Regions from separate parts of the Homo sapiens genome. Here region 2 is linked to region 1. A link is a loop called in an ENCODE intact Hi-C map of the cell type or tissue named here. Cell type or tissue: heart left ventricle. All regions are shown on one strand. Each heading gives the region's core, and the rest is flanking DNA. Links, peaks and the distances in the headings are about the cores only. Region 1 overlaps LOC101927314 (a long non-coding RNA gene). Region 2 overlaps LOC101927314 (a long non-coding RNA gene).

The links. A loop is a pair of places that touch in the nucleus more often than their neighbours do. Peaks named below come from ENCODE experiments on the same cell type or tissue, not always from the same donor. Only the 100,000 strongest peaks of a DNase experiment are listed, where the experiment ranks them.
Region 2: a loop joins it to region 1, with 7 times the contacts of the local background. A loop is called at or near these places in 5 of 110 quality-filtered maps.

Annotation. Positions count from the first base shown.
Region 1 is chr6:97,663,035-97,675,518 of GRCh38, forward strand. All of the region lies in intron 3 of LOC101927314 (a long non-coding RNA gene), which reads left to right. Among named protein-coding and RNA genes, the nearest start is that of MIR2113, 360 kb to the right of the region's middle. RefSeq lists an enhancer at 5,175-6,033. In heart left ventricle, for the core only: no CTCF peak of the experiment used is centred there; a DNase peak (open chromatin) is centred at 6,347; H3K4me3 peaks cover 1,079 bases; H3K27ac peaks cover 1,133 bases.
Region 2 is chr6:97,587,336-97,599,819 of GRCh38, forward strand. The region is part of intron 1 of LOC101927314 (a long non-coding RNA gene); the gene reads left to right. Among named protein-coding and RNA genes, the nearest start is that of MMS22L, 310 kb to the left of the region's middle. RefSeq lists enhancers at 4,306-4,815, 4,816-5,323. In heart left ventricle, for the core only: no CTCF peak of the experiment used is centred there; no DNase peak of the experiment used is centred there; H3K27ac peaks cover 1,059 bases.

The sequences.
Region 1 (12,484 bases), core at 1,585-9,584:
AATCCTTAGCTTTTCACAAATTTGCCTCATAGCTAATTCATAAATTCTCTAAAGGAGGAGGATCCACTTTAAGGAAATTCTTTCCACTTGGTCTTTCCTTTGGAAGTAACAATCTACCATGATTTTCTCTGTGGCATTCTTCAGCCCAGAGCTCCCAGCAGTTTATGCTGTACCTGTGTGCAAATTAAAATAAAATGTTTTATCTCTCTCTCTCTCTAGCTGGAAGAATATAAAAGGTTACCCCTCTGTGCAAGAGCACCATCCTAGGCATACAAACTCAGGAAAATATCAAGAAAAAAGTGTGACCCCATGGGGGCACACTGGCAGCTTCAGGGAGCACATCTCTGTGAGAAGATGTGGGCTGGCCTTCACTGCTACTGTGCCCTCTTAACAGAATGCTCTTATGCAGAGCACAAAATGCCCACTGTATCCAGCCAGCTGTGCTTCACACAGTGGACCTGTTTGCTTCCTAGGCTTCCTGTGACCTACACTTCTCCTTGCCTGTCCAGGATCAACTCCAGAAGTAGCTTGCTATGCTTTAGGTATTTTCTCAGGTCCCTCTAATGCCTTTCTATGTGTCATATTTTCAGAGCTCTGCCCTTTGCTTTCCAAGGTGACAGCCTTGGTCCATTCTATCTAGCAGAGCAGGAGGCTCCAGAACATTTTACATTAGTCCAAGGAGGTAAGTAACTACAATGTTAGACATTTAAGACAGGCTTTCTAGTGATTCTTATTGCTGATGCTATGCAGGATAAAGTTAATTTTTCAAAGTCTCAACTGAAGTATCCAGAATTCTCCAGATCTTGAGCCTCCCATGCTGGGTAAAGGAAGATGAACTTGGTACATCAGCATTGATGTGTAAACACCTAAAGGCAATAGGGAGTAGAATCAAGAAATATATTCTGTGTGTAGACTGTGTTTGACTTGGAAAATAACAGTAAAACAGTACTTTTAAGTATATTTATGTATAATTTATAATATAAGGTATTTTCATATGCTTTATCTTCTTTAAGTGTTCAAATTAATGCTGTGAGGCAAATCAGGCAGTATATAATGCACAGGTTTTATGTTTTTTTAAATAAAACATGTGGATTGGCCCATCAAATAGAAAAACTATGAGATTTAACTTGTCACCAAACATTGAAGGGAGGAAGAAATTAATTCTAGGAGAATTTTAAATTGTAATAATTATTTATTTTTATTCACCAGAACTTACTTTCTAAAAATTTAAATAAATGTCCCAAAGGCAAGACAATTTATATTTGGGCACCCCAACAAAACACATCCATTTAAAGCAAAAAAAAAAAAAAATCAAGTTGTGATAATATTTCACTTTAGAGCAGTAATATTGGCCCTGTCTTGTCTAGTTATGAATCAGAGCTAATGAGGGATATGAACACAGAACTAACACTGTAAATCAAACTTTAAAAAGCTGCTTTGTCATCTTGTTGACAGCAGTTATTAATGATTCGAGGGCCTCTATTTTAGTAAAAAATAGGGTCTGTCTTTCTGGCTTTAAATGAACATTAGCACCTTACAAGAGGTTGGACATGACTCTTACCACAATAGGTAATTGCAGCTAACAGCTGCATTTGAGTTTTCATTGTGCACTCTTTTTGAGAAGATTTCCTAGTGATAGTTCAGTTCATGCAGAAAGTTAGCAAGCATTTTCAACCTGAGAGCTATTTATATAAATTTTAAAACAATATACACGAGAATAGTTTAGTAGCTCTTAAGTTTTAGGCACACATAAAAATAGAAATTAGGTGTCTTAAGGACATTTCTGTAATGCACTCATCTCCATTTTTTAAAGTAATTTATTATAAACGTCTTTCTTCTGCTTTTCCTTTTTGTTTTTAAAGGTGAAAGCAGTAGCGAAATAATTGACAGGTGCTACTGAGAATCTCCAGAAAATATATCTTGATCTGGATTATTGTGGAATCTTAAAACAAAATTTTCTAACATAATTGTAAACCATATTGTATTTTTGAGTGCAAAGGGCTAAGCACAGAAAGTGATCATAAACATTGCCTAGGTTATTCAATGTTCCAGGATTCTGAGGGTTGTGAGAAATGTTCAGAATGTTATCTCAGCTTTTGCATTTCTTTATAAAATGTAAGAAAACCATCCCCAAATGTTGGTGGTTGAGACTTCCATACAATTCTAAAAATCTTTGGAAATTGTTTTTTGTCTAACTAGTAATGCATATATTCCTCACCATGTTGTTGCCAGAATCATAAATTCTTTTATCTAGAAGCAAATGATTTTTATTTTTAGAAAAAAAGTATAAATTATGGACAAATTGAGTAAGAATGTCCTACTATTCGTATAGAGTTATATTTATACTAATCTTTCCCTTATAGCTTTTGCCCTTGTGTAAGTCATTTATCTAAAGAATCTCCTGAGCTTGCTTGCAATGTTGGTTAAGAAGTATTGACCATGAAGAATCTGAGTTCTAAACTCTGAGATGAGTTACACTTGTCTCAGAGTCAGAGACCCAGACAGAAAGGTGACTGTTGAGAGGCGGGCCAGGCATTTTCTTCCTCCTCACCGCCTCTTAACCTCATGTCCTCAAGGAGGAGTTCTGAGACCGCCGATAATCATCATAGCTCATGGGTCCAAGCCTTCCTACTGCAAGGAATTCTCATTATTTCAAGGGCTTTTTAATCAGTAAACAGTAGAAGACAATTACTGTATAGATCGGTTTAATTAGTTTATTTGATGCCCAGAGCATGTAAGTTTGCAACCAGGTTGTTTCTGCTAGCTATAGAATCATAAATTAATGGCAATGTTCTGGGCTGAAAAGATGATGCTCTGTGAGTGCTAACATGCTGGTACAGTCCTAATGGATTAGGAAGAGGATTGGTATACATGGAGCCTTTTACTAAAACAGGCCTCTCATGTCTTCATATCATCAACCATAATTTATTTTTTACCATCTCTTACTAGCATATTTCTAGTTTTCCATTAAATGACCTGAGGATACTGAGATATAGAGCTACCAAAAATCTGTATATTTAATATATTGAATCAAAATTTATTTATTCTCTATATTGTTTCTATCTTCTGTAGAACAATCTATATCAAATTATATATGTATAAAATTATGTATATAAAATAATTTCTGAGGATATAAGGACCTTGTATTTGAAAAGATGTTTTAATATTTTCTAGTAGGCATATTTTAGTGGCTCTAAATTATGTTTTCAAATTGTTGATTCAGTGCAACATCTCACTTTTTTAATCATTGTCATTTTTTTACTTGCTCCCCCAATCATGAAGCAAAGAAAACATGCATTTTCTCCTTCAGAAAATGCTACCCTTCCACAAATGCAAATTAGTTTGAGATAAAACAAACAAAAAAGAAACAGAAAGAAACAAAGAAAGAAAATCTTTAAAGCCTTTGACTGGTTACTTGAGCATTGTTCAGTAAGTAGACATAGTCACTATTCCCACCATGATTTTTAGAAGTTGTGACAAGAGCCATCCACATTCTTTTGTACATGACCAGTGGCACATTTGTGAGATGACCAGCGGCGGTTGGGGCTGTGTCTAGGAGCAGTTTTCTTTTTGTGAAGTTAATGGGCACATATGGGGATTGAACAAGCTTTACCATTCTTTCAGCTCCTCCTTCTTCCCTGGTCATGGATTTGAAAAATTGCCATTGAGACTGCAGTCAATGATCTTCTCCTTTCTGTTTTATGTAATTAATTGCCATTAATAGAAGATACCAGTCATGAGATAAATTTGGTTGAAGATGAGGTTAGACAATGAGACCTTGACTGATAATTTAAAATTTTAATTTTCTTTTCTTTTTTTTTTTTAAATTTGCTCCTTACCCCCTACATCATCTCCTACATCTTCCTAACTATCCTATGTGGTGTCCTCACTGATCTGATTGATGTTGGCCAGTATGAAAATAGTTTTTGTGGGACTATAGCCTGTTTACAATAAAAAGTAACACAATTAACTTAATTCTATAGCTTCTGAAACTGAGGTAAAAGTCATACTGAAATTCTGAATGCTTCATGGTAAACATACCTGAAAAGCCTGCTTCTACTGGATCTTCTCTTTCTTTTTGACTCTTAGTTTCAATGAAAAATGAAGAGCTTCTACTTATTGTAGAAGTCTTGATAATTTAGAACAATAAATAACAGTATGGAAGCAATTGACAGACAATTGTTTTCACAATGCTAACCAGGGTTTCCAAGTTGAACTATTTAACCCCAAATTTAAACAAAGCAGGCGTCTTTGTTTTAAGTGATAACACCTGTGCACAACCTGATGCCTGGTTGGACTAATAATTAGAAATAATATAGCAATTATTTATTGAATGCTTACCATGTGCTATTCATTGTACCCCAAATTTTAGTGTGTTATCTCATTAATTCTCATAGCAACACTATAAGGTAGATTTTTTTCCCCATTATAGATTAGAGAACCAAGTTTAGAATAGTTAATGTCAGGGTTAACTTACCTAAGGCCATGCAGTTAGTAACTAGAAGACTAAGTCTTTCTGACCCCAAAATCCCTTTGCCCATGTGCTTTTTTTGCTTGACTTCTTTGTTCCTTAGATAATCTTATTTTATTTATTTTTAAATAATAATAATATGGACTCAGTAAGATTATGTAGGGCACTGTATAGGTAGGAAACTGTTTAAACACGTATTTATATATAAAATGATAGAGCTGAATTTGATTATCCTCACACATCTATTAGTCTATAAATTGATGTCAAGAAATAGAGAATTTCAGCCAAGCAGGAATTTCTCTGAGAGAGGTTTGGTAATATTCATGGAGTCTAAAAAAAGGGGGAAAGAAACCAGGTTGGCAAACAAACAATAAAGGGACTAAAAAGGGGTGCCTTTTCTATGTAAAATCAAGAAATTAGAAAACTTCCTATTTTAACACATTATTAAAAATCACTTATTTTCTCATGATTTTCATTATAACAAAAAATCAAATCCAGAATCCTTTAGCAGGCATTCAGGATGCAGGGCCTCCTGATGCCAGAGTTAATAGCTTGTGATGAGAAACTGGCTGCCATGATCATATGTGGTTTGTGGGATCAGAAGTATGTTTGGTGTACTCATTTTCTAAATTAAATCTGTCCGGTCTGGATATCAGAAAGTAGGTTATCATTGATAATTCATTATCATACGTCTCAAATGATATTCCATGGAAGCCTTGGCCTTTTAAGATAGATAACAAAATAGTAGTAAATATTATCATTAGGTAAAAAAGGGGACGGCTCTGTGCCTTGGATATCTGTAGTAGGACCATTATCATTGTAGGAATGTGTTGAGAGAAGCTATTGGCATGCTAAAAATACACTACTTTAATAATAATCCATGCATAAAGGACCAAGAGAGAAGATATGGCAGAGAACTAATGAATTCTGGATCTTTTCCATATTTACCATTTCCACCAAAAAAATTAAATGCCGAATATTAAATTATAATGTTTAAACATAAAAAGTGAAATCTGTAATGTTAAAATGAACTTGAATCATGTAAATGTTAAATTTTTATTTAAAATGCGTCTCATTTTATTTATATTCAAAACAGATGCATGATTTTAAATACAGGGCGGTTGTAATATTCTAAGCACATATTTTAGGGACTTCCTCCCTTTTCCAAATCTCACTCAAGTGGAACATACACTCATTTCTGTAACAAAAATTCTTTCTACTCTATTGGCAAAATGAATAGCATCAACTCAAAATATTTAAAAATTTAGTCACATCCACATCCTGCAGCCTATAAGGAGCTTTCACGCTTTTGGGCTCGCTTTAGATCTTTAATACCCTTTCCTTTTGTGTCAAGGAGCTCACGAGGCGTAAAGAAGCACTGATAAACCCACTTAGATCCCTTCCTGGGCCGTCACCTCTCGCTGCCAAGCGGCTTTAGGTGGTAACTGATCTGTGACAGGCTGCCAGTCAAACAGAGCATTTCTGAAAGCTGACACAAAAGACTGAACGCTGGAGAATGGATAGGAAAAATAAGAAAAGGACCCAAACTGTATCAGTGCCCCCCACTCATCTCGGTCTGTTCCTCTTCGCTACCGCCCCCACCCTCTGGCCCACCCCTACCCTCCCTAACCTTTTTTGGTTGGTTTTTCTCTCTTTTCTTTTCTCATCCTCTTCCCTCCCAACCGCCCGCCTCCTCCCTCCCCCAGTTCCCTTTCCCAGAGCACAGCCTTTCCCCCCTGCTCTCTCTGGCTGGCTCCTTCTTAGTCAGGTTCATGGCAGGGGCAGCGTAGAGTGGAGAGATAGAGATCAGCAGCCCTTCCAAGCGGGGACTGCCCCAGTGCACTGCTGATAATAGAGGCAGAAGTGAGAGTGACAGTCAGATGGAAACTGACACAGGCCTTCTGTCAATGCCGCAGCTGCCCGTGGGACTGAGGAGGAAAGAGAGAGAGAGGGAGGGAGGGAGTTGAGCTGAAATGTCAGTGCCGATAACTGCACCAGCTCGCTATTTTTCTATGTAGGTGTCGTTCTATTCCACATGTGAGGCAAGGTTTTTTCCAACTCCGCAGCGCTTGCTGTTTCTTCTTGGCTGCTGTGAGTGTGTGAAGGAGCAGCTTACTTGGTGAAATCCTCACTTAATTTCTTCTGGTGCTGTGGAGCCCCGTTGTGTGATTGTGTTTGACAGTTTTTGTTCTCACAGCCTTTTGAGCATTTTAAAGATTGATAAATCTTGTCATATGAGAACCCCGAATGATGCCCGAATATTTCACATTCTTACAGCTGTAGATCGTTTCTGTATTTTCCTACATTAAAATAAGGCAAGAAAATATTAACTGAGAAATATGGGCAGTGACTCATTTTTCTGCCCAGGAGAAGGTTATGCTGAAAATGTCCCCAACAACAGACTTTTTATCTTGACTTTGGGACCTCTCTGGAGAGAACTTTAGGGTAGCTCTTCTTGTGTAATTAATTGTTTTCTTGAATTTTAAGAGTCGTAGTGGTACCATTGTTTATCAATAGATCCCATATTTCTATTTCTGAAGGTGAACTATTTTTAAATAAAATGACCAAAATGTATCTCTCTTTCTCTCTCTCTCTTTCTCTCTCTCTCTCTCTCTCTCTCTCACACACACACACACACACACCACACACGAAATAAAATAACAGTGACTGATGGTAACTATAGTTTCAGTTATACAACAAAGTGATAAAATCCATGAAGATACTTCAGTTCTGCTGAATCTCTACTTAACATCTCCAGTGGTTCAGAATCTCTACAAGGCTAGTAGCAGCTTAAAGTTTGAAGGATTTTTGTAACCCAAAAAATCAGGATCACCTGACATTTTACCCTGAGCTCAGTCCATTACAAATCATTTCTTCTTTTCTTTTTGAGAAAGTTACCAGCTGGGATCTTCTTTCTTGGCTATACTAAGGGCAAACCAAAAATCTGCACTAAAAGGGATGGGTGCAGATGAACTCATTTCACTATTGCGTATTTAAATAAAGGTAAGTGATAATAAACATGTTAGGTGATAGGTGATATAAAGATTATTATCCTGACAATCACCTCTTTCTAGGATGTTGCATTATGGAAGCATTGTGAGACACAGACACACACACACACACACACACACACACACGAGGGAGGGAGGAAGCAAGGGAGAGAGAAGATATCCCATGGGGGAATATTGATTATTTTTAATAGCCTGATTTAGCTTCTCAATTTAGTTTTTATGTCTTTTTCCTCTTAAGTAGATCTTTCAGGTGTATGTTTTATTCAAATTACAGTGCACCAAGGAGTATAGCTCAAGACAAAGTGAAATTATGTGGATTTAGAAAAAAAGGATCAAAATTATGGTTAGAAGAACTATATACATTTATAATTTTGCAGTACTGATATTTTATTTGATAGCATCTGTCAGAAACCATTAATCAAGTATCTGTATTTACATGGTGCTATACAACATTATGCAAATGGAGAGGCAAGAAAAGCAAGCCTAGGCTACCAGGGAGCTTTTTTCTCTAAGACATATAGAATTAACAAAGTTTTACACACAAGGCACAAAGACTAGAAGACAGCCACTAGCTAAGTGTATAAACTAAATTAACAATTGCATGCAAATAACATTCTATGCCAATGGGTCAGTGAAGAGAGTAGAGGGAACAGTTAGAATCATCATAGAAGTGTACGATGTAGAGAGAAGCAAGAAATGGGAAGGTTTTATGGACAAGATAAGATTTCAGGAGTTTCTTGAAATAAGGAGAAAAGGAGGAGTTATGAACCATTTCTTTCCATTCACAATAAATGCAGTCCTTTCTCAAGGATCTTTTCTCAATCCTTGGCCCTTGGCCTTTAACTTGCTTTTTGAAATGGAGATGACATCTCTGTTAGAGAGGTCAGAGTGAAAATTTTAGCCGTAAAGGCATCAGCACCAAACACTTATTGATGCATACTAAATGCTAAGTACTACTGTAGATGTCATTAAATTCATAACCTCCTCAGTCTTCCCAATGACGCTATGAGCTAAGTATTATTAACTTCATTTCACAGGAGAGGAAGGTAAGGCTAAGAGATGTGAAATACATATTCTCAGGAATATGTAAGTAATAGGGCATAACAGTCCTTCAACTCAGGCCATCATACCTCACATGTTTTGCTTTAATCATGACACATCCATACTTATCCAGTCTTCATGAGACTCCTGTGAGGTTGAGCAAAAGCAACTGTAATTATTTCAATGGTCTGCAAAGAACTCAAACTGTAGTTGAAAATTAGACCTTGCTACTAAGCTTCTTCAGTTTCCAGTAAGGCTTTGGATATTCCTTTATATAATGGTTCTATACAAACCATAATTGAGCAAACACTTGGAATCAGCTAGAAATATTAGGTGAAAGATATTTTTGGATCCCATTCAGAGTTTGTGATTCAAAGGTCTGGAATGTGTTCAAGAATTTACTTTTTTTTTTTTTTTTGAGACAGAGTCTCACTCTGTCAGCCAGGATGGAGTGCAGTGGCACCATCTTGGCTCACTGCAACCTCTGCCTCCTCTCACAGTGTGAGAGGACTAGTGTGAGAAAGCTGCTAATGAAAGAGCTGCTGAATGAAAGTACATTTCACCTGCCTACACCCACCCCCACCCGAGTGTTGTTTCAGCTATCTGCCCATCCACCCACTCCCCTCGGACCTCAGCATGGGCCTGGACCTGACCCTGAGCATGACATTTGGTGTAGTTGTGAACCTGACATAAAGATAAGGGATGTGTTGGGGATAGACAATGTGACTGAACCACAGAAACATCTTATGTAAAAATTTACTTGTCCCCTTAAGTAAAACAGATCAGTTAAACTAATAATATGTAGGCTAAAACCAAGGAGAAAATAAGCCTCCCCCTCTCTCCATTGCAATAGATATTCTGTACAGCACCATACTCTCTATGATGGGCAGCTGTAAGCAGTGACAATCAGGAACAAAGAGTTCATCTTGTTAAGACCACAGCTGCTACGGTGGACCCTGCAGAGAATCTCCTTGGATAATACTCTGCATCTCTACTTTCTTCTGGCTTTCCCTGGACAGATGTGTAGGAGTCCCATGAGTCTGGACCGTGGTCAAGGAACTGCTATTTATACTTCATTAATTATAAGCCATATCCAATACAAAGGGATAAATGCATATTATAGGGGTATTCTGCTATAGGGCCAACTATAGAAAATATGGGAATGACCAATTAATGCTGTTCTCATATTTTGAGTTTTTGGTTCACAACATGCAAATAAACAGTCTTGTTTTTCTTTTTAGAGCTTGGTGAACAGTGTGATTAATTGAATCAAACCACATGAGTGATCTTAGGAGAATTGGTATCAGCTGTGTGCAAATTAATCAAGCTAGGCTAAACGCTACTCTGCAGTTGATAAAACGTTTGTGGTTTACCTGAGAGGAATCAAGGAAGTAAGTGTAGTAAGAATCATGGTTTACAGAGAGATGGGGACCGTGACACTCTTAAACCTGGAATGGCTATAGCAATTGACAGAAGGCAACAACTGCAAGTTTATCTTGTCTCCAGATGATCAGGGCACCTGTTCGTTTAACTATGGCATGTGAGAGGGTCCATTCATATAATGAATGAAACACTGTGGATGCACTCCTGGCCATTATCTCTATAAGAAACAAATCTCATTGTGATTTTGGAATTAATAGATTAATTAAATCTCATAATGCCAGAGGCCAATTTAATAGCATGAATGTAAATCTAGGGTATAGAAAACTAGGAAGAATCAGTGCACCTCTAGGCTTGTTTTTCACAGTTGAATTATTGATTTGGTCAAGATTCTCCAAAGTCTCAGTTGAAACAGTTATTTGCTCATAATAGATGTTCAATAAACATGAACGATTGATTGTCTTGATGACCTAAACCATATAAAGTTGATGCTTATAAACTAGTGTTTTCTGAGCCACACAGATTTCTTGCATGTTATTAGTTTTTTGCAGGAAAGCTTTATTTTTGTTCTTTTTTTTGGTAAATAAATAATCTGAAGGTAATTCAAAACATAGCTACAGAAGGGAAAGTGGCATTCTTAGATTTCATGGTAGCAACATCTATGTACAATATGTGTTTGTATCACATAATTATTTTTAGGTGTATATTTAGCTGTGGTACTCATAATTTTACATTTGTGAGAAAAGTATCATATAATCTTTAACAGTTAAAAAAATCATATTATTTTTGACTCTGGGATTTTGGAAAGAAACACTATTCCATTACAAGACTATTACATGTAATTAAAAAAAAAAAAGTCATAGATAATTAGAGCCCCTCACACTTCTGGTTCCTAGTGTTTCAGACATTTCTCTTTCTCCATGAGAAAAATATCCATGGGTAGGTTTTCATGCCTTCTCCAATAAGCATGGAATTATGATGTCAAAGAAATGTGAAATGGTAATAAATGAATATTAGATAATCAAAAATTTTATGGAGATTTATAATGATTGATTAGAGGAAAAAACAAAAGTACAGAAAATATGATATATATTTTTCTAAAAGGAATGGGTTTTCTAATGAACGAAATGTTTATTATCCTCAGAGTTTTTGGTCAGTCTTCAGTTAGCTTTGCAACCAATTTATATGTATTTAAAATGACTTTGTATTCTGCTTTTTCAGCAGTTTCAGGAAATTTTAGAGATTGTAAATCTTGCATAAAATAATAATCCTATATGAAACCCCATCTCTACTAAAAATACCAAAGATTGGCCAGGCATGGTGGCACGTGCCTGTAATCCCAGCTAGTTAGGGAGGCTAAGGCAGGAGAATCACTTGAACCCCAGAGATGAAGGTTGCAGTGAGCCAAGATTGTGCCACTGTACTCCAGGCTGGGCAACAAGAGCGAAACTCCATCTCAAAAAAAATTAAAAATCCTATCTGCAATATAACTTTGCCATGGTGGCAGGCACCTGTAATCCCAGCTACTTGGGAGGCTGAGGCAGGAGAATGGCCTGAACCTGGGAGGTGGAGGTTGCAGTGAGCCGAGATGGTGCCATTGCACTCCAGCCCAGGTGACAAGAGTGAAATTTCATCTCAAAAAAAAAAAATTGTAAAATTTAACACTTATTTTAGAAATACAGGCTCTAAATTTAACAATTAATAAAAATTAGGAGGTATTCTGGACTTGGGACTTCCTGTTCTACTTTCCTTTTATGGTTTCTGTTGAAATTTTCCTTTTGATTGTGTGTTGTTTTCCTGATTTTGTTTATTGTCTATCTGTATTCTCTCATAGCTCACTGAGCTTCTTTAAGAGGATTATTTTGAATTCTTTGTCAGGCAAAAAGTCTCTATTTTTTAGGGTCAGATACTGGTGCTTTATTTTGATACTTTGATGATGTCATGATTCCCTGATTGTTTGTGATTTTTGTGGCCATGCATTTGTGTGTGAGTACTGGAAGAAGTATGCACTTATTCCAGTCTTTGCAAACTGGCTTCAGTAGGGAAAGCCCTTCACACGTCAGGCCAGCAAGAGATTCTAGGCAGGCTGTCTGGCACGGTCTGGAGGCATACTTACTGTCATAATCCTCAGGCAGGCTAATCTAATCCCTGGATCAGCAGGCGAGTGGGTCTGGTACCTGGGTGTGTGGGATTGGGCCTGGAACCTGAGTCTGCTGTAATGGGATTAGAGCTTAGGTCTGCTAGAGCAGGCTTGAATCCTGGGCCCATGGGGCTAGTGCATCATTGAATCTACTGGCAAAGAGCTGTTGACTGAGTCCATGTGGGCCAGCTTGGTGCTTGGGCCACAAGGGTAGTCTTGGAGCCTTAGTCCACAGGTGCTGACTTGCCATTGGGTAGGTCTGGAGTCTGTGTTTGCAAAGGCCAGCCCAGCACTTGGGTCTACTGGGATGAGTTTTAACTCTGGGTCTGCTGGAATAGGCCTGGATCCTAGATTTGCTGGAGTATAGGCCCTTGGTGGCCAGGCTGGTGGCTGGGCCAGATGCTGACCTGAAGCTGGGGTAGACAGGTGCTGACCTGATGC
Region 2 (12,484 bases), core at 2,839-10,838, 74 kb before region 1:
TTTTCTTTGCTTCAAATCTGAGAAAGTTATTCTTTCGTAGATCTGATATTCTATTCTCTTTTCTATTCACTTTTCATCAATGTATAAAAAACATTTAACAACTCTCTGAAGTTTACTTTGGCATGTAGTAAAATGTTCATTTAATTTAAATTATCCCAGATTACTATCTATAGCTGAAAATTGGCAATTTTTTATTCATTCACATTGTCCTTCTATATGTGAGTCTTACTGTTTTTTAAGGCCCACATACTTGGGACCTATTTATGTTTGATAAATTTGAAACATACTTAGAGATTTATCTTATTCTTGAGTCAGGCTGAAAGTGGCAGGAGGAGTGGGTTGTAGCTGGTGGGAGTGAGCTTAGCGTATTCTGAGCAGCATTTGGCTCAACTGACCACTCCTTCCTTTTAAAAATTGGGCCGATTCTTGCAAGAAGCCACAAAAGAGTTACTCTCTTCATTTTCTTCTACCTCTTTTCCCTTGTGTTTGCCTAGTTTTTTCCACTTCTATCACTACATGTGGGAATTCCTCTGGATTTGATTTTGAATCTGTGTTCCTTTTCTATGCTTTCTTCCCAGGAAACGCAACCACTAATAATTTAAAATATATATTGATGGCACAGTAAGATTAAGTCTTCCAGCCAGGCCCGGTGGCTCAAGCCTGTAATCCTAGCACTGTGGGAGACCGAGGCGGGCGGATCACGAGGTCAGGAGATTGAGACCATCCTAGCTAACACGGTGAAACCCTGTCTCTACTAAAAATACAAAAAAAATTAGCCGAGCGTGGTGGCGGGCGCCTGTAGTCCCAGCTACTCAGGAGGCTGAGGCAGGAGAATGGCGTGAACCTGGGAGGCAAAGGTCTCAGTGAGCCAAGATCGCGCCACTGCACTCCAGCCTGGGTGACAGAGCAAGACTCTGTCTCAAATAAAAAAAAAAAAAAAGATTAAGTCTTCCATCCTTACAGCTTCTCCATGCTCTAGATTCCTATGTCCAGTTGTCCCTCATTGTAGTAAATGACTAAAGTCATCTAACAAGTTGCTAACTCATCCTTGAATTTTTTCTTTACATTTTCTTCCCGCATTCAATCTATTTTTAAAAAGCAGTAAATCCCAGTGCAAAAATACTTCTATATATTTTCTCTGCATGTCTATTTTCACTGCTGTATTCCAAGCTGTTAATTTCTCCAGGCAATTTATAATATCCTAAAAGGCTTCAGGGCTCCCCTAGCTGTCTTATAGTACTCTATTCCTATTTTGATGGCATGTAACACAATCTGTTATTTTTTAATGTGTTTGTCTATTAACTTCCTGTTTCATTAGACTGTAAACTTACAAGGGCAGGAAACATATCTGACTTATTCTTCCCCATCCCCCAAGTGCCTAGCATGTTACTCGGTATATATTAGACTCCTTATAAGGAGAAGATAATTTCATTTAAAAATCATGCTATATTGAATTAATTTTCCTTTTCCATACATTTTTATAATTTTATCATCGGTAAAATTTTTCAATTCCTTGGGACAATTTTCTTAATCGGTATATGGAGAAGAAATCCAAAAGATCCTTTACGCAATTTTTGCTCCTATTATTTCCAAATTATTTAATTAGGTATTGATTTAGTACTTAAAAAGAAACTATTTTATTTTATCTCTCATTATTTTATTGATTATATATTTGTATGTGTTCTACCTCCCTCCAACATGTTTTAAAACCAGAGATTTCTTATTGGTATGTAAGTTTTCTTAAGATATGAAAATCCACATACATTATGTTATCTAATTTGTTGATTAAAGAAAACTAAAATAATTTTGTTGGTCCTCTAACCAAAATTTTTTATAGTTTTTTTTCTTGGCAGGATTTATGCTGTTTTGATAAAAAGTTTCATTGGTTGGCTTCTTTTTTTTTTTTACATATTAACATTTTGTGGGCCTATTTTATTCTCTAGGCTAGAGTATTTTTTCCCCTTTTCTTTCTTTTGCTTTTTTCTGATGTTATTTTTCAGTTGGTTCTTATCACTATTTCTATTGGATACCATCTGTTGTTTTGGTGACATGTTGAAAACTTTCCTAAGGATTCCTGATTTAAACTTCTTTTTCTTTCTGATGCTATATGTGGCTATAAGACAAAATGAACTTTGCAACTAATGCTATGTTTGACAATAGTTGTAATTCTTGCATTTTTCTCTACTCATTCTCTCTGTTTTATTTTCCTTGGTTAACTGGTACATTTTGAAATATTTCTTATGACTTACAATGCATCTTAAAAATTGGCTTTTAATAAAATCATTACACATGGACTACAATTGGTTTCATAAATTTGTCATTCATTCAATAATATTTATTGTTCATTTACTACACATCAGACAATGTTGTTAACATAAATGTTGTTCATATTGGCATCAGCTCATGGGGATATCATTTTAATTTAAACTTTTAAAATATTTTCACCAGTTTTATTAAGTTAAAATAACTGTAATTAACTTAATGAACAGTATTCATTTCTATTAGAATTTCAGTGTTCTAATAGCTCTTCTTTTCCACCACTGAGCACTGACTGACTGACCTGTCTTTTATAGATACAGATTTTCAGTTGATAGTTCTCAGTTAACAATAATTGCTGAGCCCTTATTATGTGCTCTATGTGGAGTAAAAAGCAGTTATAACTCCTCCCTCATAAAAACCAATTTGTAAGAGATAAGGTTCCAGTAAACAAATAAATATGCGATTACAAATTGTGATAAATGCCTTGGAGAAAATAAATAATGTGTATTGAAAGAAAATAATAGGAAAAATTACTTTTGTTGATCTAACTCCATATATTCAATTAAACCTGTTGCCTGAATTATTGACACACATTTTCCCATTGTCTACTATATATTTCCATTGTGTGTCGACATATGATACCTCAAACCTAACATCTTCTCTCTCTCTCCTTTCCCTTCCTCCTTATTCATATAGTTTATTGAAGCCAACTTTCTGCCAAAAAATTTAGTAGGCACTTTACAGATAAATTTTAATTGTAGGTTATTTATTCGTATTATCATGCCCATTTACTGATAGAAGAATCGAGTCTCATAAAATTGAGTCTCATGAACTAACTTTCTCTTGGTCAATCAGTAACAAATTTTCAAGCAGGAGTGCTGACTTGGGTCTCCTGATTAGAAAGTTCAGATTCTGTCTGCAATTATACCAGCTTCACAGCATTTATTGTGTACCAACTCTGTGCTAAGAAGATTGCATTTCTTTATGTAATCATTACAACCCCATGAGATAAATGCTATCTTCATCTTACATAAAATACTCAGAAATGTTAAATTACTCTCCATTGTCACATAGATGGTAAGAAACGGAGGTGGGATACGAGTCCAGATCCACTCCAGGAAAGCCCATGCTTTTTCCTGTTCACTGCATACTTCTATGATATAGAGTACTGTTTATTCCTTATCTTGCTCAATAAGGCCTTGAGGCCATAGATGAAGTATTTTTTATGACTGTATATGAAGAGCGCTCATTAATTGTCTATTAAAGATTGCATAGGTAGTTTAATAAGTTGAGTGCTTCAAATTGTATAAAATTTGCCCAAAATGATTTTATTTTTTATGGCACTAATAAGGTACCATATCCTTATTTACAGGCCATAATGTTTAAAACAATCTAACTTAGCCAGGCTTTTCACCCTGTAGATGCTGACATTCTGTCAAGTGAATACCAGCTTCCTCATCTATTTGGCAGATATGTGAATATTTATTAGGTGTCTGGCACAATACTAGGCACTGTGAATACAATATAGGGAGAAACCTACGTGGGTCTTGCCTCATGGACAGCCTAGTGATGGAGACACAATAACCAAATAATAACACTGATAAATATAGAATTATAAACTAAGATAAATGCTACAGAAAATGGGAATTCTGTGCTAAGAAAATTTATCCATCATGAAGAGGCAGGCCTAATCTGGGTGGGAAAGGTGAGTGGAGAGGATCTATCAGGAAAGCCTCCCTGAGGATTTATAGGTTGTTACTTATGTTTACAGTATTTAGGGAGAAGTGTAGATACAGTACAACACTAGAAAGTTATGAATTGTTGTTTATGTACACTTGAATCCAGCAGATAGTACAAAACATATTTTTTCTCTTCTCATTAAGTCACTTATCAGTCCACGCAGATGCCTCCTCTAATTGTCATGTAAGAGATCCTTTCTCTCTTTATCTCTTATTTTCATTTCCCTCAGGGTGACCTTGGGAGCCTTCTATCTATATGTCCTCTTGCCAGTGTCTTAGACCTGTCCTACAATTTCTGTGTGGCTATGGAGATAACTTTAAGGGTGAATAGAAAATAATAATTCCATCTAACTGGAGCAGAACAAATAATCTTCTTGTGGTGAGAGAGAAAGGGAGAACAGTGCACTGAGGAAACCAGAAAGGAGAGTGAGGGGTAGCTATTATGGCTGGATCACAGAGAGAAAGTGATTTGAAAAGAGGTTGCAGGAAAGGTAAAGGTCAGATACTGATTTGAACTTAAGATTCAGCAAGTGCCTCAAGGAGAAAAGAAGTGCAGAATGTTGGGCTCATTTCTTTGCAGTAATCCCCTTCTTCAGGATCTCAGACCGTTAAGTCCTGGCTGCTTTGGTATTTCCATGTGGGGGTCTGTCCCGCAGACCTTGACCCAATGATGGATGAATAATGTACACTGACACAGACATTTTGCCTCTCAGTCTGGTTGAGGGTACGGGCCACTTGCAGACACCAAGGAGGGTGCTGTAAAGAGTTGCAACCACGGCCCTGACTCGCTGGCCCTGCTGGCATTTATTCAGCACACATTAAATGACAAAGGCTTTGAGTCAACACTATTAGAGGGTAATTAACCTGGTTGCCCTCCCACCAAGAGAGCCATCCTGCGCGCAAATGATGAAAGGTTAGTTTTAGGACCACATGAGTAAACAAGTTATTTAGATAAACTCCTCTACATTCCTCTGTATCTACATCCTGAGCTTTTAAGAGAATTCAGCTGCCTTCAGCCAAACATTTTACTGAAGCTATGCAAACCCCCAGGCCTTCCAAGAAGGTTTGTGTTTATTTCCTATAATTTTACAATTTTTCCCACCATCCTGACTGAACCCCCACATTTCCACACTCTAGTTTTTTGTTTCTGCACATCCTGGAGACTGAAGAAAGCTCTAGACCATTAGGATATCACTTGCTACTCTGCCTCTGTGGCCTGTGCTGCAAATCTGAAAATGTCTTAAGGGGAAAATAAGTAGAGAATGTCTGGCTCACCCAAATGCCCTCAAGTTCTAGTTGTTGTGATTACTTTTTTTTTCTTTTTTTGAGATGGAGTTTCACTCTTGTTGCACAGGCTGGAGTGCAATGGTGTGATCTTGGCTCACCACAACCTCTGCCTCCCGTGTTCAAGCAATTCTCCTGCCTCAGCCTCCTGAGTAGCTGGAATTATAGGCATGTCCCACCATGCCCGGCTAATTTTGTATTTTTAGTAGAGACAGGGTTTCTCTATGTTGGTCAGGCTGGTCTTGAACTCCCGACCTCAGGTGATCCACCCGCCTTGGCCTCCCAAAATGCTGGGATTACAGGTGTGAGCCACTGCACCCGGCCGTGATTACTTTTTAAATGCCATTTTAAAAAATTACCCCAAAGAAGCATTAATTAGACTGACATCTTGCTTGTCAACAGAAACACTGGAAGCCAGAAGCACATGCCATGGTATCTTTAACTTTGATACCAAAAACAGATAAATTCACTATGATATTTATAGTATAATTCATGGTATAATTTATCTTAAAGAAAATATTAGTACATTTTATCCAGCAGTATATAAAAAGTATGACACCAGGACTGAGTAGGATTTATTCCAGAAATTCAAGGTTGATTTAACATTTAAACATCAATTAATGTAATTAATTTAAAAATAAAGAGAAAAATCGCATGATAATCTCAGCAGAGTGAGCAAAACCATGTGATATGTCAACATCCATTTATGTATATATTCTTAGTTCTTAACCAGACATGAAATTAAAAAGCTTTACAGGAAAATTATACCTAATAGTGAAACGTTAGAATCCTTTTGTCTGAGATTAAGAGTGATACAAGAATACTGCTATCCTCACATCTATTCAATGTTGTAATGTACTTATAATAAGGAAAATAAATAGATAAATTAATAAAGGAAATAGGTTTTAAAAGAGTAAACATTTTATTGAATCTGATATGATTGGGTACAAATCAAATAAAAAATCTACAGAAATATTTTCAGGATTAATATGTAAATTTAACATGGTTGCTGAATATAAGAGTGAGTAACATAAGAAATCAATTGTATTCCTATATACCAGCAACAGTCAGGTAAAATACAATTTATAATATATTTTTCAGTAACATAAAAGTATTAAATGACTAGATACATATCTAACAAAACATGTAGAAGACCTATACAGAAACCATAAAATATTATTGATAGACACTAAAGAAGTCCTAAATAAATGGAGAATTGTAGCATGATTGAAAGATTCGATATTGTAAAATTATTAATTCCCCCCAAATTTATTTATGAATTCAATTCAAAATCCCAACAGATTTTTTTTTAAACTTGAAAGCTAGTAATAAAATCTACATAAAACTTCAGTGTCAAAATAGACAAGGCAATCTTGGTGAAGAAGAATGCAGGAAGACTTGCTCCACCAGATATTACATCTTACTATAAAGCTACAGGAATTAACACAGTGTGACAAAAATAGACAAATGGACCAGTGGAGCAGAACAGAGAGCCCAGAAACATATTGTTTTGATTATCTATATCTACATAAGAAACCATCCCAAAACTTAGTGGCTTAAACTCACAATCATTTGTTTTCCCTCATGATTCTGTAGACTTGGTAAGATGGTTCTTTTGCTTCATATGGTGTCAGCTGGAGCGGTAGTCTTTCTGTATCTTAATAGGTATGGAACTTTCTAGATGGCTTGTTCACATGTCTGCCATTTGGTTCTGGCTGTTGGCTGGGAGATTGTTAGATTTGTTGATGACAACACCTCAGATCTCCCTCATTTGTCTTCTCCATGTGGCTTGGACCTCTCATAAGATGACAGCTGGGTTCCCAGAGGGAGTGTTCCAAGCACACAAAAGCGGATACTAGCCATTTCTTAAGATTTAGTCTTGGAAGTCATGCAGCATCACTTTTGCCACATTCTGATGATCAACTAAGGTTGCAGAGTTAGCGCATATTCAAGAGGAGTGGAAATATATTCTGCCTCTCAATAGCAAGAGTGACAAAGGATTTGCTATCATCTTTAGACCACCACCCACAGCCATGCATATATGGGTACTAGACTAATGCAGAGGTGACACTGTGGGGAAAATTTTATCTTTTCAATTAAATGATACAGAGAGAACTGAATACTAATATGGAAAAAAGTGAAACTTGACCTTACATCAAACCCTAATAAAAAATAATTCCAGTTAGGGCTACACACTCAAATGTCAAGGCAAAAAAATAATGCTTTAAAAATGATATAGGAGAATGTCTTCATAATCTCGGGATAGGAAATGTTTTTTAAGCAGTACATAAAATGCATTAACTATAAAGGAAAATATTAATAAATTGGACTACTTTTTAGTTGTTGTCACCAGTGCCGATGTCACATTCCCTTGACTCATCTCTAATTTTAAACATAGCTAGTGGTTAGAGAGTTCTGTGCTGACTCAGACTCACCTCTGACAGCATCTCTCCTCAAGTTACATGGTTTATGTTCCATGGCTTAAATTTAGCAGCACCAGTGACTCTCTTGGCTAGTGTGAAAACACAGCCTTGGAGTGTGGGATTAAGACCCCTAAGCATAATCTCAAACAGCAAGGCGAGAAATGGGAAAAATGCTTCCATCTCCTGTCTTTCAGACAGACTGCGCTGAGAGGCATTCTGTACAATTCACAGGAGTTTCTGCCAGAATGAAGCCCTACTTCCAACAGTAATGTCAACAACAACCTTTATATTGGCTTTTATTTCTGCCTGAATTCTCCCTATTCCTTCATCTCTGTTTCATAGGATCATTTTCCGCTTAGACTACCTGTACACAGGTGTTTGTCTTGGTTTTTGGAGAGACTCAAACCAAAACAATATGAAAATTAAGAGTTCTGCTTATCAATCAATGTTCTTATTAAAGAGTGAAAAGATGGCTCACAGAGTGGAAGTATTTACTTCTAAACACTGTAACTGAAAAAATGCTTATATCCTAATTTTTTTTAAACCCTCTATAAGAAAAAAAATTACAATCCTTTAAAAAAATGGATGTCTTGTGAACAGGCCTTTTACCAAAGATATATAAAAATGGCCAATGAACAAAGGGGAAAGGTACTTAACTGCTAGTTCAAATTAAAGTATAGTAAGACGCCACTATACACCCATCAGAATGATGAACATTAAGAATCAGAATAATACCGTTAGCCATTCAAATTCTCCTATCTACCTAGTGGAAATATGAATTGAAACAACCAATTTGGTAAACTGAGATCATCTACCGAAGTTGAAGATATGCATACACTTTGACCTAGTAATTCCATTCCAGGATACAAACCTCTTAGAAATATTTGCACATGTGCCCGCATGTTGTTTGTAACAGTTAATAACTACAAAGGATCCAAATGTCCAATCATCCTACAATGATTGGAGAATATATATAGTGTAGTTAATACAATGAGATCTAATACAGCAACGAAAATGACAATCCTGGAGTGATATCCAACAACATTATATAATCTATGTAATGTATATTTAAACATACACAAAATAATATGCACTGCATACTTCCATATATAAGCATATATGGAACATAATACTGAGTTATGTTTAGTAATGAGTACATCTCGGTAAAAGTACAAAAAAAGCAGGATGTAATAATCATAAAATTAGAATGGTGGTTACAGAAGAACAAGAGTGGTGTGATTGGGAGTGGGCATACGGGAGAAGTCTAAGGTACTGATTTTTTTAATAAACTAAATATCAAGGTGAACAATTATGGAGAAATTCAAACATAAATAAAAGCAAATAAAACAATTTGATAAACTTCCATATGCTTACCACCCGTTTCAAAATGATCAATTTATGGCCTATCTTATTTCATCTCTACTATCCTATTACTCTTATACCCATAACATGGATCATTTTGGAGCAAAATCTCACACATCATATTATTTTATGGGTAAATATTTTTATGTATCTATAAAAGATAAGATATTAAAAACATGCATTCATAAAACCATTATCACATCCAGAAGCTTAATATTAATTTCATAACATCATTAGTTACCCAGTGTTCACTGGGTAAAATATCAGTGTTTACTGATATTCCCAATTATTTCAACAGTTGGTTTGTTCAAATCAGTATCCACAAAATGTATCACATCTTATATTTGGCTGCTATTCCTCTTGAGTGGGGTGACTGTGCATTCTAGATTGTCCAGAATCCCATTTTCAATAGCATCCCTTTTCTGTTTCTGAAATATCCTGTGTTGGGTGAAAATGTATATGGTTGCTCTATACTTAAGTCTCTTTTCATCTTTAAGCTCCCATTTCCTTCCTTTACCTTTTCTTTTACATTTTGTTTTTGTTATTAGAAGAAACTAGGCCTTTTGTCCTATGGTGTTTTTTACAGTCTTATTTGCTTATTACATCTCTCTGGTGTTGTTGAATATGTTCCTCTGTCTGCTGTATTTCTTGTAACTGGAAGTTAGAGTATTCTCCCCCTAGAGTTTGATGTATTTCAGATTCCATTTGGATCAGGAGTTGGGGGTCGAGGAGGGAATACTTCATAGATGATGTTGTTTACTTCTGTTAGAAAGAATGTAACATCCATTTGTCTCTCAGTAAGTTTAGCAGTCATTGATTATTATTATCTAGGTGTATTATTTCAAAAAGAATTTGCAAAATGCTGATATTAGTTCTGTCTCTTGATCTAGGAGGTATTTATATGGGTGTGGCTTTATAATACACTGTATTTCATTCAGCCATTTATGGAATTTTCTGCATATATGTTGTTTCATGAAATATATTAAACACACGTATATAACTACATATGTGTATGATGAATTAGTGAAAATATTTTAAAATTAAAGTTAGGAAATTAATACGTTTTGCATGTTAGGCAGAAATTATTGACTTACCAAAAGGAAATTTCCTCACTACTCTCAATACTAAAAGTAAGTTTTAAATAATGATGATTGATATGTCATCCCAATGTGGCCAATTGTTTAGGAAAGTGTCTAAGCTTGCTATGTTGAACTGATGTGAGAAATGTAGAAAAAGTAGAATGTGATAATGGTGAACAGGAAGAGGACATGTTGTGGCTTCATGACAGTTAAAGATTATAGTGTTTGATGAATAACTAAGAGATATGCCATTGTAAAAATGATAACTTGATTGGACTTTTGGATCTCAAAGAATTATAAATATTTATTCTATATGATGATTATAGACTGATTTATGTGTCTTATACACTGTATTCCAATTGATTCTAGATATCATCTCCTAGGAGAGATTAACCAAAGTAATACAGCTAGATTTAAAAATTTACAAAAGTTATAAAGTTCCTCCCTGACAGGAAAAATTGAATTTTTTTTTCTATTTCGTAGTGGGAGTGAAATTAAGAGTTGATAACTTTCTTGCTAAGGAGGTATTACTATCACAAAGAAAGTAAAACTACATTTTGAAACGTATTTCTCAGTGATGATAGGTAACTGAATTTAATTACTTCTGGGAAATGCAAAAGGAAAAAATTAACCTCATTGGCCCTTGGGAAAATCTGACATCGTATTCTGGAGGTCTCTGATTTAAATTCAGTTTATATTGCTTACTAGTGGCCAATAAACTCCAACAAGCTTCTTATATATTGATTGGTATTTATTGTAGATCTTTCAACTTGGTTAATAGTCTTTTTCTAAGCTATCATCTTGATGATGCATCTATTTCCCTAGTCTCACTCTACTTTGGTTTCTATTATTTGAAGCATCTTTTTCACTGGAGAGAATAGAGCATAGAAGTTGAAAAGACTGATATCTGAATACAGACTGCGTTGTAGCTATGTGACCTTGGACAAGTTTCTTAACCTCTTCTTGCCTTATTTTCTTTGCTTGTAGAATGATAATAATAGTATGTCTCATTTATCTGTAGTAGTGATTAAATACATAACACATCCACAGCAAATAATAGTTATCTCCCGTGTGCTTCAGCAGCTCGTTTACTTAGTCGTATATTAAAGATGTCACTGCCAGAACTATTCTATCATTTAGATCTTGAACCCTAAAAATATCTATTCTGATTACAACATTCTTGCCTTCTAAATGCAGTTTCTTTCATTCCCTCATGACTAAGATTCCCCTTTTTCTCTAGTTCCTTGAGCTATTCTTACATCCTAGTTCCAGTGGTTTCCAAATGTTTATACTTCATGGGCCAAAAAAAAAAAAAAAAAATCGAGAGACCAGTGAAGTATTATCAATTTATTGGCAAGTAAGAATGTTAAAATAACAAACACCATCACATGTTGAAGTTATGAAATTATTTGTGTTATTTTGAAAAACGTGTTATCTGATAAACTACATACTTCACTAGGTAGACTCATGAGGAATCTACCTTGATCACCTAGAATGTGCAGATCTAGTGCCTAAGGTATGATACTAACTTCAAGAAATACAGTATTTTTTAGAATGAGTAGGTTAAAAATCTCCAACATTTAATAAAGGTAACATATTTTAGCAAAAAATGAAAGTTGAAATTTGTAAATCAAATGTGTATGTGGAAAGTGTTCAGTGCCAAAAATAACAGCATTAAAACAATATGTTACTGTTTTGCTGATACAGGTTTTCAATTCATTAATTTGTATTCAGTAGTGAAATACAAAATGAAGCTCACATGTCCAAACTTTCCTGGTACTTTGTTCTTTAAACTGCAGTTAGTGCCAATACTCTAGATTCAGATAAGTGTGTTGGTGAAATTGTAAGCTACACTCCTAAGGCAACTTCAAAATTCAGAAAATTTTGGTCAGAGCCTGGCTGGGTCATGTCACTGTCTCAGACAGGCCAATCATTTTAAACCCAATTATGTATTTGTTTGACAACTATACAGTAGGATTGGGGCAGAGACTTAATTTCTCCTATTAAAATGTAAATGCCCCTTCATTTAATATCTTTATGTTAGTTATCTCATTGTACTCTTCTTTGAGTTCCCTTAAATTAAATTTCACTCACACATGAACTTAATGAATAAAGTAAAATTTAGGAAAATGAAAAGAAAGGGCATGGATTACACAGTGCATTTTTTCTAATTTAAGTAATATATTTCTTGGAAGTTCCCAATTCCTTTTCTCAGCCTCATAGGCATTAAAATCATTTCTTCTTGGTGTTCTCCATCATTCCTGGCCTCTGTCTCCAGTAAAGTCTTATTTGATTATTCCTGAAATACTTTTTTTGTTTTCAATTTCTCCTTCCTAAT